Regions from separate parts of the Homo sapiens genome. Here region 1 is linked to region 2. The links are chromatin contacts, found by Hi-C or POLR2A ChIA-PET in ENCODE. All regions are on one chromosome and are shown on one strand. The core of a region is the stretch at or near the end of the contact, and the rest is flanking DNA. Distances in the headings are between cores, read along the strand shown.

The links. A loop is a pair of places that touch in the nucleus more often than their neighbours do. ChIA-PET counts read pairs that join two places held with the same protein, here RNA polymerase II (POLR2A). Pooled maps may share reads with other maps.
Region 1: a map of PC-9 shows a loop between it and region 2 (9-fold over the local background). The contact joins two enhancer-like sites. A Hi-C loop is called at or near these places in 5 of 168 maps with a recorded cell type or tissue (Caco-2, Calu3, DLD1 and 2 more) and 1 of 50 pooled maps. POLR2A ChIA-PET finds 5 or more read pairs at or near these places in 4 of 52 experiments (AG04449, BJ, CD8-positive, alpha-beta memory T cell and 1 more).

The regions. Positions count from the first base shown.
Region 1 is chr10:87,632,508-87,638,918 of GRCh38, reverse strand. No RefSeq gene overlaps it. Among named protein-coding and RNA genes, the nearest start is that of PAPSS2, 24 kb to the left of the region's middle. RefSeq lists enhancers at 1-55, 1,634-1,683. Within about 2 kb of position 3,043, at least 6 of the 41 ENCODE cell types and tissues checked have a DNase peak (open chromatin) inside an H3K27ac peak, as active enhancers do; they include PC-9, where a contact is called at or near this core.
Region 2 is chr10:87,584,380-87,590,562 of GRCh38, reverse strand. No RefSeq gene overlaps it. Among named protein-coding and RNA genes, the nearest start is that of PAPSS2, 72 kb to the left of the region's middle. Within about 2 kb of position 4,247, at least 2 of the 41 ENCODE cell types and tissues checked have a DNase peak (open chromatin) inside an H3K27ac peak, as active enhancers do; they include PC-9, where a contact is called at or near this core.

The DNA of each region.
Region 1 (6,411 bases), core at 1,794-4,293, 50 kb before region 2:
CCACCCCCCAACCCTCCCACCCTCCCTCACTTTTGAGTTGTCCCACCTTTCTGGACCAACCCAATGTATTTCTTAAATGTATTTTATGTCTCATGCCTCCCTAAAATGTATAAACCAAACTGCACTCCAACCACCTTGGATACATACTCTCAGGACCTCCTGAGGCCTGTGTCATGCGCCATGGTCACTCATATTTGGCTCAGAATAAAACTCTTCAAATATTTTCCAGAATTTGACTCTTTTCATTGACAGGTGGAAGGAACGTAAAGTTGGATCAGGCTGGATTTATTAATATGGGCCCACTAAGCAGAGATTCTGCATTTAATGCTACAGCTTGGGGAGTTAGAAAAAGGTTTCTAATAGGACTGCAGTGGTGTGATCTTGGCTCACTGCAACCTCTGCCTCCCAGGTTCAAGCGATTCTCCTCCCTCAGCCTCCCAGATAGCTGGGACTACAAGCACACGCCACCATGCCCGGCTAATTTTTGTATTTTTAGTAGAGATTCACCACATTGGCCAGGCTGGTCTTGAACTCTTGACCTCGTGATCCCCCTGCCTCCACCTCCCAAAGTGCTGGGATTACAGGCATGAGTCACTGCGCCTGGCCTCAACTCTTTTATTTGGCTTATGCAGAAGACATATGGATCTGGAGAATGACAGTGGACTATCATAAGCTTAACGAAGTGGTGACTCCAATTGCAGCTGCTATACTAGATGTGGTTCATTGTTTGAGCAAATTAACACATCTCCTGGTACCTGGTAACTTTTTCTTTACTCCTGTCCATAAGGCCCACCAGAGGCAATTTGCCTCTTACTCCTGTCCATAAGGCCTACCAGAGGCAATTTGCCTTCAGCCAGCAAGGCCAGCAATGTCTTGCTCACAGAGATTTTGATCACTTTTCCCTTCCACAAGATATCACACTAGTTCATTGCATCAGTGACACTATGCTAATTGGACCCAGTGAGTGAGAAGTAGCAAGCACTCGGGACTTATTGGTGAAACACTTTCATGTCAGGGTATGGGAAATAAATCCAACTAAAATTCATGGACCTTCTATATCAGTGAAATTTCTAGGGGTCCACTGGTGAGGGGCCTGTTGAAATATTCCTTCTAAGGTGAAGGATACATTGTTGCATTTGTCCCCTCCTACAACCAAGAAAGAGGTACAAGGCCTAGTGGGCATATTTGGATTTTGGAGGCAACACATTCCTCATTTGGGTGGGTTACTCTGGCCTATTTATTGAGCGACCCAAAAGGCTGCTAGTTTTGAGTGGGGCCCAGAGCAAATGAAGGCTCTGCAAGAGGTCTAGGCTGCTGTGCAAGCTGCTCTGCCACTTGGGCCATATGACCGAGCAGACCCAATGGTGCTTGAGGTGTCAGTGGCAGATAGGGATACTGTTTGGAGCCTTTGTCAGGGCCCCATAGGTGAATCACAGTAGAGGCCTCTAGGATTTTGGAGCAAGGCCCTACCATCTTCTGAAGATAACTACTTTCCTTTTGAGAGACAGCTTTTGGCCTGTTACTGGGCCTTGGTGGAAACTGAACCTTTGACTACAAGTCACCAAGCTACTCCACGACCTGAACTTCCTATCATGAACTGGGTGCTTTCTGACCCATCTAGCCATAAAGTTGGGTATGGACAACAGCATTTTGTCATTCAATGGAAGTGGTATATACATGATTGGGCTTGAGCAGGTCCTGAAGGCACAAGAGAGTTACATGAGGAAGTGGGTCAAATGCCCGTGGTCCCCACTCCTACCACCCTGCCTTCTCTCTCCCAGGCTGCACCCATGGCTTCATGGGGATTTCCCTATGATCAGTTGACAGAGGAAGACAAGACTAGGGCCTGGTTTACAGATGGTACTGCACAGTATGCAGACACCACCTGAATGTGGACAGCTGTAGCACTACAGCCCCTTTCTAGGACATGCCTGAAGGACAGAGGTGAAGGGAAATCTTCCTAGTGGGCAGGACTTTGAGCAGTGCACCTGGTCGTGCACTTTCCTTGGAAGGAGAAATGGCCAGATGTGGGATTATATACTGATTAGTGGGCTGTAGCCAATGGTTAGGCTGGATGGTCAGGGACTTGAAAGGAGCATAACTGGAAAATTGGTGACAAATGAATCTTGGGAAGAGGTATGTGTGTGGACCTCTCTGAGGGGTCAAAAGCCGTGAAGATATTTGTGTCCCACATGAATGCTCACCAAAGGATGACCTCAGCAGAGGAGCATTTGAATAATCAAGTAGATAGGATGACCCATTTTGTGGACACCACTCAGCCTCTTTCCCCAGCCAACCCTGTCATTGCCCAATGGGCTCATGAACAAAATGGCCATGGTGGCAATGGATGGAGGTTATGCATGGGCTCAGCAACATGAACTTCCACTTACCAAAGCTGACCTGGCTACAGCCACCACCGATTGCCCAATCTGCCAGCAGCAGAGACCAACACTGAGCCCTCAGTACGGCATCATTCTTTGGGGTGATCAGCCAGCTACCTGGTGGCAGGTTGATTACATTGGACCTCTTACACCATGGACAGGGCAGCAGTTTGTTCTTACTGGAATAAACATTTACTCTGGATATGGATTTCCCTCTCCTGCATGCAATGCTTCTGCCAAGATTACCATCCATGGACTCACAGAATGCCTTATCCACCATCATTGTATTCCACATACAATTGCCTCTGAAAAAGGAACTCACTTCACAGCTGAAGAAATGTGGCAGTATGCTCATGCTCATGGCATTCACTGGTCTTACTATATTCCCCATCATCCTGAAGCAGATGGCTTGATAGAATGGGAAGAATGGCCTTTTGAAGTCACAATCACAGCACCAACTAGGTGACAATACTTTGCAGGCCTGGGACAAAGTTCTGCAGAAGACGGTGGGTGCTCTGAATCAGCATTCAATGTATGAAACTGCTTCTCCCATAGCCTGTCTAGGAATCAAGGGGTAGAAGTGAAAGTGGCACCACTCACCGTCACCCCTAGTGACTCATTAGCAAAACGTTTGCTTCCTGTTCCTGCAACGTTACATTCTGCTGTCAATTAAGGCCTAGAGGTCTTAGTTCCAGAGGGAAGAATGTTGCCACCAGAAGACACAATGATTCAATTGAACTGGAAGTTAAGACTATCACCTTGCCACTTTGGGCTCCTCCTGCCTCTAAGTCAACAGGCTAAGAGGAGTTACAGTGTTGACTGGGGTGATTGACCCGAACTATCAAGATAAAATCAGTCTACTACTACACAATGGAGGTCAAGAAGAGCATGTCTGGAATACAGGAGATTCCTTAGGCCATCTCTTAGTATTACCATGCCCTGTGATTAAGATCAATGGGAAACTATAAAAATGCAATCCAGGCATGACTACAAATAACCCAGGCCCTTCAAGGATGAAGATTTAGTTCACTCCACCAGGTAAAAAATCACCAGCTAAGGGGCTTGCTGAAGGCAAAGGGAATATAGAATGTGTAGTAGAAGAAGGTAGTTATCAATATGAGCTATGACCACTTGCAGAAATGAGGACTGTAATTCCTGTTTATTTTGTTAAGAATATGTTTGTGCATGTTTACACCCATATTGAAGAAATATCTTCATTTACTTGCTTTTACCTTTATCATGTAACATAAGATTTATTGACTTCATAGCAGTATTTAAGTGCTAACTTTATGTAATAGCATTTAGGTTAAAGATTAGTGTGCTTTCGGTTGTATGAAGAATAGTTGTGTTCTGGTAGGTGTAATTATGACCTTCTTATTGTCTTTATTTGGAGATTAAGTATGATTTCAGGAGATGTATATGGGTGCCCAATTGACAAGGTGTGGACTTGTGAAATTAATGTTAGATGTCAACTTGATTGGATTCAAGGATGCCTAGATGGCTGGTAAAGTATTATTTCGGGTGTGTCTGTGAGGGGTGTTGCCAGAGGAGATCGACATTTGTGTCAGTGGACTGAGAGGAAGACCCACCCTCAATGTGGGGGGCACCATACAATCAGCTGCCAGTGTGACTAGAACAAAGCAGGCAGAAGAAGGTGGAATAACCTTGCTGGCTGAGTCTTCTTTCTTTTCTTCCTCCTGCCCTTGGACATCAGACTCCAGGTTCTTTGGCCTTTGGACTCTAGGACTTGCATCAGTGCCTTGCTGGGGGCTCTTGGGCCTTTGACCACAGATTGAAGCCTGTATTATCTGCTTCCCTGGTGTTGAGGCATTCAGACTTGGACTGACCTACTACCAGCTTCTCTCTTCCCTGGCTTGCAGATGGCTTGTCATAGGACTTCACCTTGTAATCATGTGAGCCAATCCTCCCTATTACACTCCTTTTCATATATACATATATCTTATTAGTTCTGTCCCTTTGGAGAACCCTGACTAATACAGATAGTGACCTGGTCACTTCCTTTTTTAAATCCCATAGTAAGAAGAACTTAACATTCCTGGCACTTTTCTCACTGACATGAAGAGAGAGTCTGATGAGGTGGGGACTTGCTGAGCCTGAGTTTCACGTAACCTTGTTGAGTCAGGTTTGTAATGCGGTCTTGGTTGTGCCATGAAACAGAAGCAAAGCTCAGAACAATCTTCTATTTCTTTCTCTTTAACAGCTCTGAGATGTAATTCACATAGCATAAAATGCACCCAATTAAAGTGTGCCATTCAATGAATTTTAGTATATTCACAGAGTTGTGCATCTATCATCAAAATCAAATTTATAATATTTTCATTACCCCCTAAACTTCCTGCACTCCTTGACCATCACTCCACAATTTTCCCAACCCCCACCCCCAACCCAAGAGTCTGGCAATCACTAATCTACTGTCTCTTTATAGATTTGCCTGGTATGGATATTTCATAGACATGCAGTCATAGAGTATATGGCATTTTGTGTCTGGCTTCTTTCACTTAGCGTAGTATTTTAAGGTTCATCCATGTTGTACCATGTATCAGTATTTCTTTTATGAAATATTTTATAAATATTCCATCATATGGATATACCACATTTTATTTATTCATTATCAATGAACATTTGGTTGTTTTCACCTTATGGCTATTGTGACTAGTGCTGCTGTGAACACACACATGCAAGTTTTTGTGTAGATATGTGTTTCCATTTCTCTTGGGCATACACTGAGGAGTGGAATTGCTAGGTTATACGTCAACCTGTTGTTTAGCCATTTGAGGAACTGCCAGACTGTTTCCCAAAGTGACTGCACCGTTTTAGAATCTCATCAGTGATGTGTTAGGGTTCCAATTTATCCACATCCTCCCCCACACTTGTTACTGTCTGTCTTTTTTATTATAGTCATCCTAGTGAGTGTGAAGTGCTGTCTCATGGTTTTGCATTTCATTTCCCTGATGGCTAATGATATTGAACATTTTTCATGTGTTTATTGGCCAATTTGTGTAACTTCTTTGGATAATTTTCTATCCATTTCTCAGTTCTTATCTGCCTCAGTTTCTCCTCTCAGGGAGAAAGCTATCCCAACACAACACTTCATCACTGGCTTCATTCACCTTGTTATAATTTACAACCTCCAGCAAATTATTAAAATAGATTTATAAAGCACCTGAATCAGCCAGTGATTACTTGTGTTTAATAGAGATTACTTGATTTTAATAGAGAGCTCAAGACTTCAATAAAGACTCAGAGAGCTGAAGTCCATTGCAAATGGACTTGTCTTTGGTTAATAGACTTACTTTATCCAAAGGAACCATTTAACTTTCAAGGCATTATTCCCAGGTCTATAACTCAGGATAAGGTCTAGCCACAGAATATCAGAGGAAGGATTCAGAATAGAAAGATTAATGAAATAGAATGGTCACATAGTATGGCTCAGAGCCTTTCAATACCCAAAAAGGGTAACCAACTATCAGGGGTTGCCTGGGACTGTCCTGGTTTTAAAATCAAAAGTCCTGGAAAATATCTCAGTCCTGAGCAAGCCAGTCAGTCGGTCACTCCAGAGCCATATTCATTCTCCAACTTATGTAGGCAATAGAGTTACAACTGAGTGTTAAAAGAAAAACCTAAGACAAATTAAACAGAGTTTAACTGAGCAAAGAATGATTCACAAATCTGGCAACTCCTGAACCTGAATAGGTTCAGAGAGTCTCCGGAGCAGCCACATGGTTGAAAATTGATGGACAGAAAAAGGAAAGTGACAGACAGAAAATGAAAATGAGGTACAAAACTGGCTGGATCAGTTACAGCTTGGCAATTGCCTTATCTGAATGCGGTTTGAAGAGTTGGCCGCCTTTGATAGGCCAAAACTCAGTGATCAACACAAGAGTAGTTTACAGTCTGTTTACAAATCCAGTGACACGGTTTGGCTGTATTCCCACCCAAATCTCATCTTGAATTGTAGTTCCCATAATCCCCACATGTCATGGGAGGGAGCTGGTGGAAGGTAATTGAA
Region 2 (6,183 bases), core at 2,998-5,497:
ATAATAAAAAAATTTTTAAAAATGATTTGGTGGCATGTCCTCAAAACCAATGATCAGGCAGGTGTTCCCACATCAACACAGTGGGGAGCTGATGCTGGGGAGGGAAAACACCTTAATGAGAGTGTTCATGTTGTAGTTCACTGCAGACACCGGCTGTTCTGCTCCCTATGTGGCTCCTTGACCTCTGCAGGTGTATGAGTTTGTAACCCCTGATTTGAATTGTTTCAGTCACTAGTCATTAATTGTCCAAAGAAGCCTGTATCAAGCACTAAATCATAGTTTCCCTTTGTTGTGGCCTTGCTGATCACAGAGTGAGAGTACATAAATGGAGGATTCACTCATAGTTGAATAAAATACTAATCTAGTTCATAGGCCCTTACAGTTTGTGATCATTTCACTTTCAGACCCTGAAGGCATAACACGTAGGGAGATTATTGAGACAACACAAATTCTCCTTGCAAATCCAGGAGACTGTATTAGTTCTTATTCTCTCAAAACAGGTGACTTCTAATTAGCTTTAACCACTTCCTGCTGGAGGATATTTATCTAGTGGCAGACTGTAATTCCTTCACCAATTGTCATCAAAAATGTTTTTAGCCTAAAGTACTCTAAACAGTTCTGGTTCTAATTTAAGTCCACGTGGTTATTATCTTACTCTAATCTATTATGAGAAGTTTATAATCTTGCCCTTGTACCTTCATGAGTGGTGGCACTCCGTGTTATTTCAGCTCAGTTGCTGAAGATCCCAGAGGCCAAAGTATTGGGCTGTCTTAGCCAATGACAGCCTTATGTAAACATTGTGCTATATCACCCCGATCCCCCTTCAGGAATGAAGGATTTATTTTCTCAGCTGCTGGGAGTGCTGCTGGAGGACAATCCTCAGCATCAGCCCTGTTTAAACTGCCTCACTCAAGGTCATGCCGCCTCCAAGGCAACCCATATCCAAAGAATGATCACTTGAGGATATAAAGTCCTGGCCCCTCGTCCAGCTCGGGACGTTTAAATGGCCATCCCAGCCCCAGAGCTCCTTATGGGGTTGCCTGAGGCCTTCCTTGGGACTGTATCTCAGTTGACTTCTGCCTAATCTTGCTTCCTGTAGTCCCTTCCGCAGGTGTTGAGTCTAAGCACTCCCTGGCAACCCTAGTCTCCATCTCAGAGTCAGCTTTGCACGAGCCCAACCTGTGAAACTTCTATGAACTTCTATGAAGCACGTGCTATGGAATGAGGGGGCCACTTCAAAGGGAAAGGGAAACCAGGATCACTGGGCAGATGGTTCACTATCTTGGAGTTGAGGCAAGTAAGAAAGTAGGGGAAATTTCTGAAAGCCCAGCAGAAAAGCAACTGTTGATTCTCAGCCAAAGCTTCAAGAGGGCAGAAGCCAAGCAATATTGATTTCCCTTCCTCCCCTTTTAATTAAAATACTCATGGACCCAAATAAAAGAGATGAAAAAGTTATAATGGCATTAGAAACTAGAGATACTGCTCAGGCCATCTGCTAGATATCAGGAAGAATGTCCATGTACCAAAGCCTGGATTGAGAAGCCCAGAGACATAACCGAGGGGCTCTAAGTGAGGGAGAGGTGAAAATGGGTTGAACCGCAGATTGCTAGCAATTTGTCTTCTCTAGGGAGTGGGGGGAAGTTCATTTTGAAGCTCAGAAGCCCAGTCTCCAAAGTTCCAGGGATTGATCTCTTCCAGTGAAAAGATGAATAAGCAAAAAACAACAAGTTATCAGAATGATGGGCTTGCTGCTTTGCATCTCCAGTAGTCCTCTCTAGGATGCAAATGGAAGGCTCGAACACTGACCATTTCCCCATGATCACAGGCATGGACCAGAGCTGAATACAGCTCTCCCTTTTCAAAGGTACTATTTAAAAAGTGGTGAGGGAAGCCTATGAAACATTACAAAATACAAATAGAGAATCTGATACCTAAGGACACACATTGGGAAAATACTTCTACAGGAAACCTAATTAATTTTAAAGAACAATACGTCTACACTCTCAAAGATTTGGAAAGATGTGGATCTTTTGAAATAAAAGATGAAATATGGAGAAGACAACAAACATGAAAAAGGAACTAAGATGGCATCAGATATCAAAAGAACTGTATGAGATAATGGAGTTGTTGCAAGACAACTATAAATACAATCACACAATTAAGTCATCACATTGATGGAAGAAAATTGAAGCAGTGATTCAGAGAATATCTTGAGAAGACCTCCCAAGAAGCATTTCCAAAGCTGGGAGGCGAAAATATAAATACAAAGGGCAGACACTAGAGAGTCAACAAAAAGATAATATTTATTCCTAAAACACAGGTCAGAACAAAAGCAATAAATTAATAATAAGAGAAAACTTTCCTGGTATGAAGATGTACCACAGTGTGCAGAATTCAAGAGCCCATCATATACCCAGCAAACGAAAAGTCATAGGAAAAATATCAACACCTAGACATATCTCGTTGAACCTTTTTTTAAAGTTCATTTTTTAAAGTGTTCTATATAAAGAACATTTGACCCACAAAAAAAAAAAATGTAACATTCTTCACCTTCATTTAGGGGCTGGGATCATGGATTGGAAGGAGGATTAGGATTATAGAAAGAACATGAGTGTCAAAGTTTGATCTACCATAGTAACTCCTTGTCAAAGCATGTCCTGGTTTTAGGAATCGCGAGTTGCACCCGATGTCCCCAGTAACTTCTTAGACTTCTCTGACCTGCTCATCCCTTACCTTTACGCCCTGTAAAGAATGGCTTCCCACCAATGCTGTTGTCAGCCCCATTAAATCTTTACATTGTTTTGGGTTCAGTACAACAGGCCACCATTGAATTGAACTCCGCTGTCCACACCTGTGAGGCATCGAATCTACTGGATCATCTGTGGAGTGTTTTTCTTTCAATTTGTAGCCATACCCAGAGGCATTAATTTTCTATTACTACTCTAACACATTAGCACAAACTTGTTGGCTTAAAACAATTTACATTTATTCTCTTACAGTTCTGGAGGCCAGAAGTCTGAAACGGGTCTCACTGGGTTAACATGAAGGTGTCGGCAGGGCTGTACCTCTTATGGGAGCTCTAGAGAGGAATGTGTTTTCTTGTTCTTTCTTCCTTCCAGAAGCCATGCACATCCCTGGAACGTGGCCCTCTGCCATCTTCAAAGCCGGTGACTGCTGGTGGAGTTTTTATCCCAACACATCACGCTGACCTTTCCTTCTACCTCCCCTTCCACATTTAAGGACTTTTGTGATTACATTGGTCCCACCTGGATAATCCAGGCTCATCTACCCCTCTCAAAGTCAGTTGATTAGCAAGCTTAATTCCATTTTCTACCTTAATTCTCCTGTGCCAAGTAACCTAAAGTATTCACAGCTTTCAGGGCCGTAGACATTGTTGGGGATCCACAACAGGCTTCTCCAATGTGGCTTCTGGCTACTTTACTTTTAATTAGCACCTCCAGGGAAGGGTGGTGATTAAAAAAAAAAAAAAAGGCAAAATGAACAGTAATCCTAGCACTCTGGGTGGCTGAGGTGGGAGGATTGCTTGAGCCCAGGAGTTTAAGACCAGCCTGGGCAACATAGTGTAAACCCCATCTCTATGACAACAACAAAAAAGGCAAAATGTCAACATCTCATTTATAATTAATAAAAGTTTGATGAAGGAAGAAAAAACACATGGCAAAAAATAGAGACCTGAGATCAAATCAGTGGTGATTAAATCAGAAAATGTATGGGAAATCCTTTAGCAAAAGGCCTGGCCCAGAACATCCTTGACTAAGTATTAGTTGATTATGAATCTGAAGTTGATACCCCCGTTCTTTTTATAGCATGCCTACTAGAGTGTGGTCTTTCATCCATTTTTGCTCAAATGTCACTGTTTCACAAAATTCCCATCATCTTTCTCTTTTCCTCCCCACCATCCTTAAAATGTTGTTTATATCTTTCAATATGGAAAGGCTGCCATGGAAAACTGTACTTAATTCTTGTGAACCAGGAATCTGCTTTCTGAGCTGAAATTATGTGCCCCTGATTTATAATTATTATTTCAATAAGGGGGATTGACAGAAGGCAAGAAACTATACAGTGAGCAAAAGTTGAAGAGATTCTAGCTGTTTGGGATAATAAGTAGGATTTGGCAGGCTGCCAAATTACCTAGGGAAGGTCTTATGACTCATGGCTACATTCTATCCTTCACTAAAGAATCTTATTGTAGGTTACTCAAGTCTTATCATGAGTTTCCTCAAAGTGTTGACATACTGATTAATACATAACCTACTGACATTGAAAAGGACATTAATTTGTTTCTGAATCGTTCCGTTTTACTGGTAACCTTGTGCATAAAACATTCTAGGCTATATGTTGTCATCTGTAGCCAACGGTTGTAATCTCTGCATTGTACCCTGCAATGAAAAGGACAACTCCAAAATGAGGAGTCTTCCTCCCTTCTACACTTTCTGATAAAAACATTCTAACTTGTAATGGACTTTGGAATACACCCAACTTTGTTGGTGTGTCTTCCCAGGTCAATCATCAAATCTGGCTTCCAATAAATCTTTGTCAAGTTATTTCTGTCTCAACAGCCTTCATTTCAGTTGGTAGTGAAGAAATCAACCTCATTTCTTAAGAAAATAGAGTTCCATTTCTACATGTTGTATCAGTTACAATTAGGTTCCACTGTGTAAAACAGAAACCCCAATAAAGAGACTCGAACACCTAGGGTTTCTCTTGCATGTAAAATATTTTAAAAGTTGGGCAGTTCCAGATTTGTGTGGCAGCTCCACAAATAAAACTACAATGGTGCCAAGCAAGGTAAATGTTTAATTCTTTCCTTTTAGTGGCCAATTTTCAAAATATGCTGTTAGAGCACTAGCTACCTCTGATGGTGAACAGTTTTTTTAATTTGTTTTGGATATGTATATTTTTCAGTATTATTTTGAACTCACAAATAGTATTATTCGGTACTCAGCATTATTTTGAACTCATAGATTTTTCTATGTTCAATGAGTTTCCATCAAATTTGGTGCTTAATTTGTCTCATCTATGGCCAGTTAGAAGTCCCTGCAGATTGGCTCCAGTCCTTTTGACATGACCCCATCAGACTGTGAGCATTTTCTTGCTTTCAGCACAAAAATGTGCCAGGGTCATTTTGTACACTCCTGCCCCATACCAGGAGTCAGCCATTTCTTCAAGGTGTCCTGGTTCCTTCTAGTGCGAATGGTATTTAGAGAACATCATCTGGAAATTGCTACTGGGTTATCATGGTTCTTAAAACTTTTCAGTGGGCAGAGCTATGAAATACGTATTTTTTAGAGAGGAAAAAAATCACAAGCTTATACTGGTATTTCCAATTTAAGTTAAGATTATAAAGGTTTTACTTAATATCTTTGATTTCAGGTTTGCAGCTAAAAAAATAGGTTACTAACAACATATTTTATGTAAATAGTACCAAAATATAAAACAGTATAACCATCAATAATAAGACTACTGATTTTGCTATGTTTGGAGGTTGAGAAAAAATAAGACTATCGAATATGTTTCACTTCTTTTTGCTTAGTATATACCCTAATATCCAGTGTTTTAATGTGAAATAATTCTTTTCAGTGTAGTTATGTCATCAACCTGATATACTGGTTATTTTGTTTGTGTTTTTTTTTCATCTTGGTGGTTACTTCTTTTTTTTTTACTTAGTTTTGTTTTTTAATTATATAAAACATTTACCTAGTCACCAAATGAAAATTAAAAATGAGGTATATTTAGGGAAGATGGCCAGGTGTGGTGGCTCATGCTAATAATCCTAGCACTCTGGGAGGCCGAGGTGAGTGGATCACTTCAGCCCAGGAGTTCAAGACCAGCCTGTGCAACATAGTGAGACCCTGTCTCTACAAAAATTAGAAAAAAATACCGGGCCTTGGCAGTGTGACTTGTAGTCCCAGCTACCAGGGTAGGCTGGGGTGGGAGGATCACCTGAGCCAGGGAAGTTGAGGCTGCAGGGAGCTATGATGGCACCACTGTACCCAAGCCTGGGCGACAGAGTGAGACTTTGTTTCAAAAAATAAATAAATTACTGAGTATATACCCAAACGAATATAAGTCATTCTATTAGAAAGATACATGCATGCATATGTTCATTGCAGCACTATTCACAATAGTAAAGACAATGGAATCAACACAAATGCCCATCAA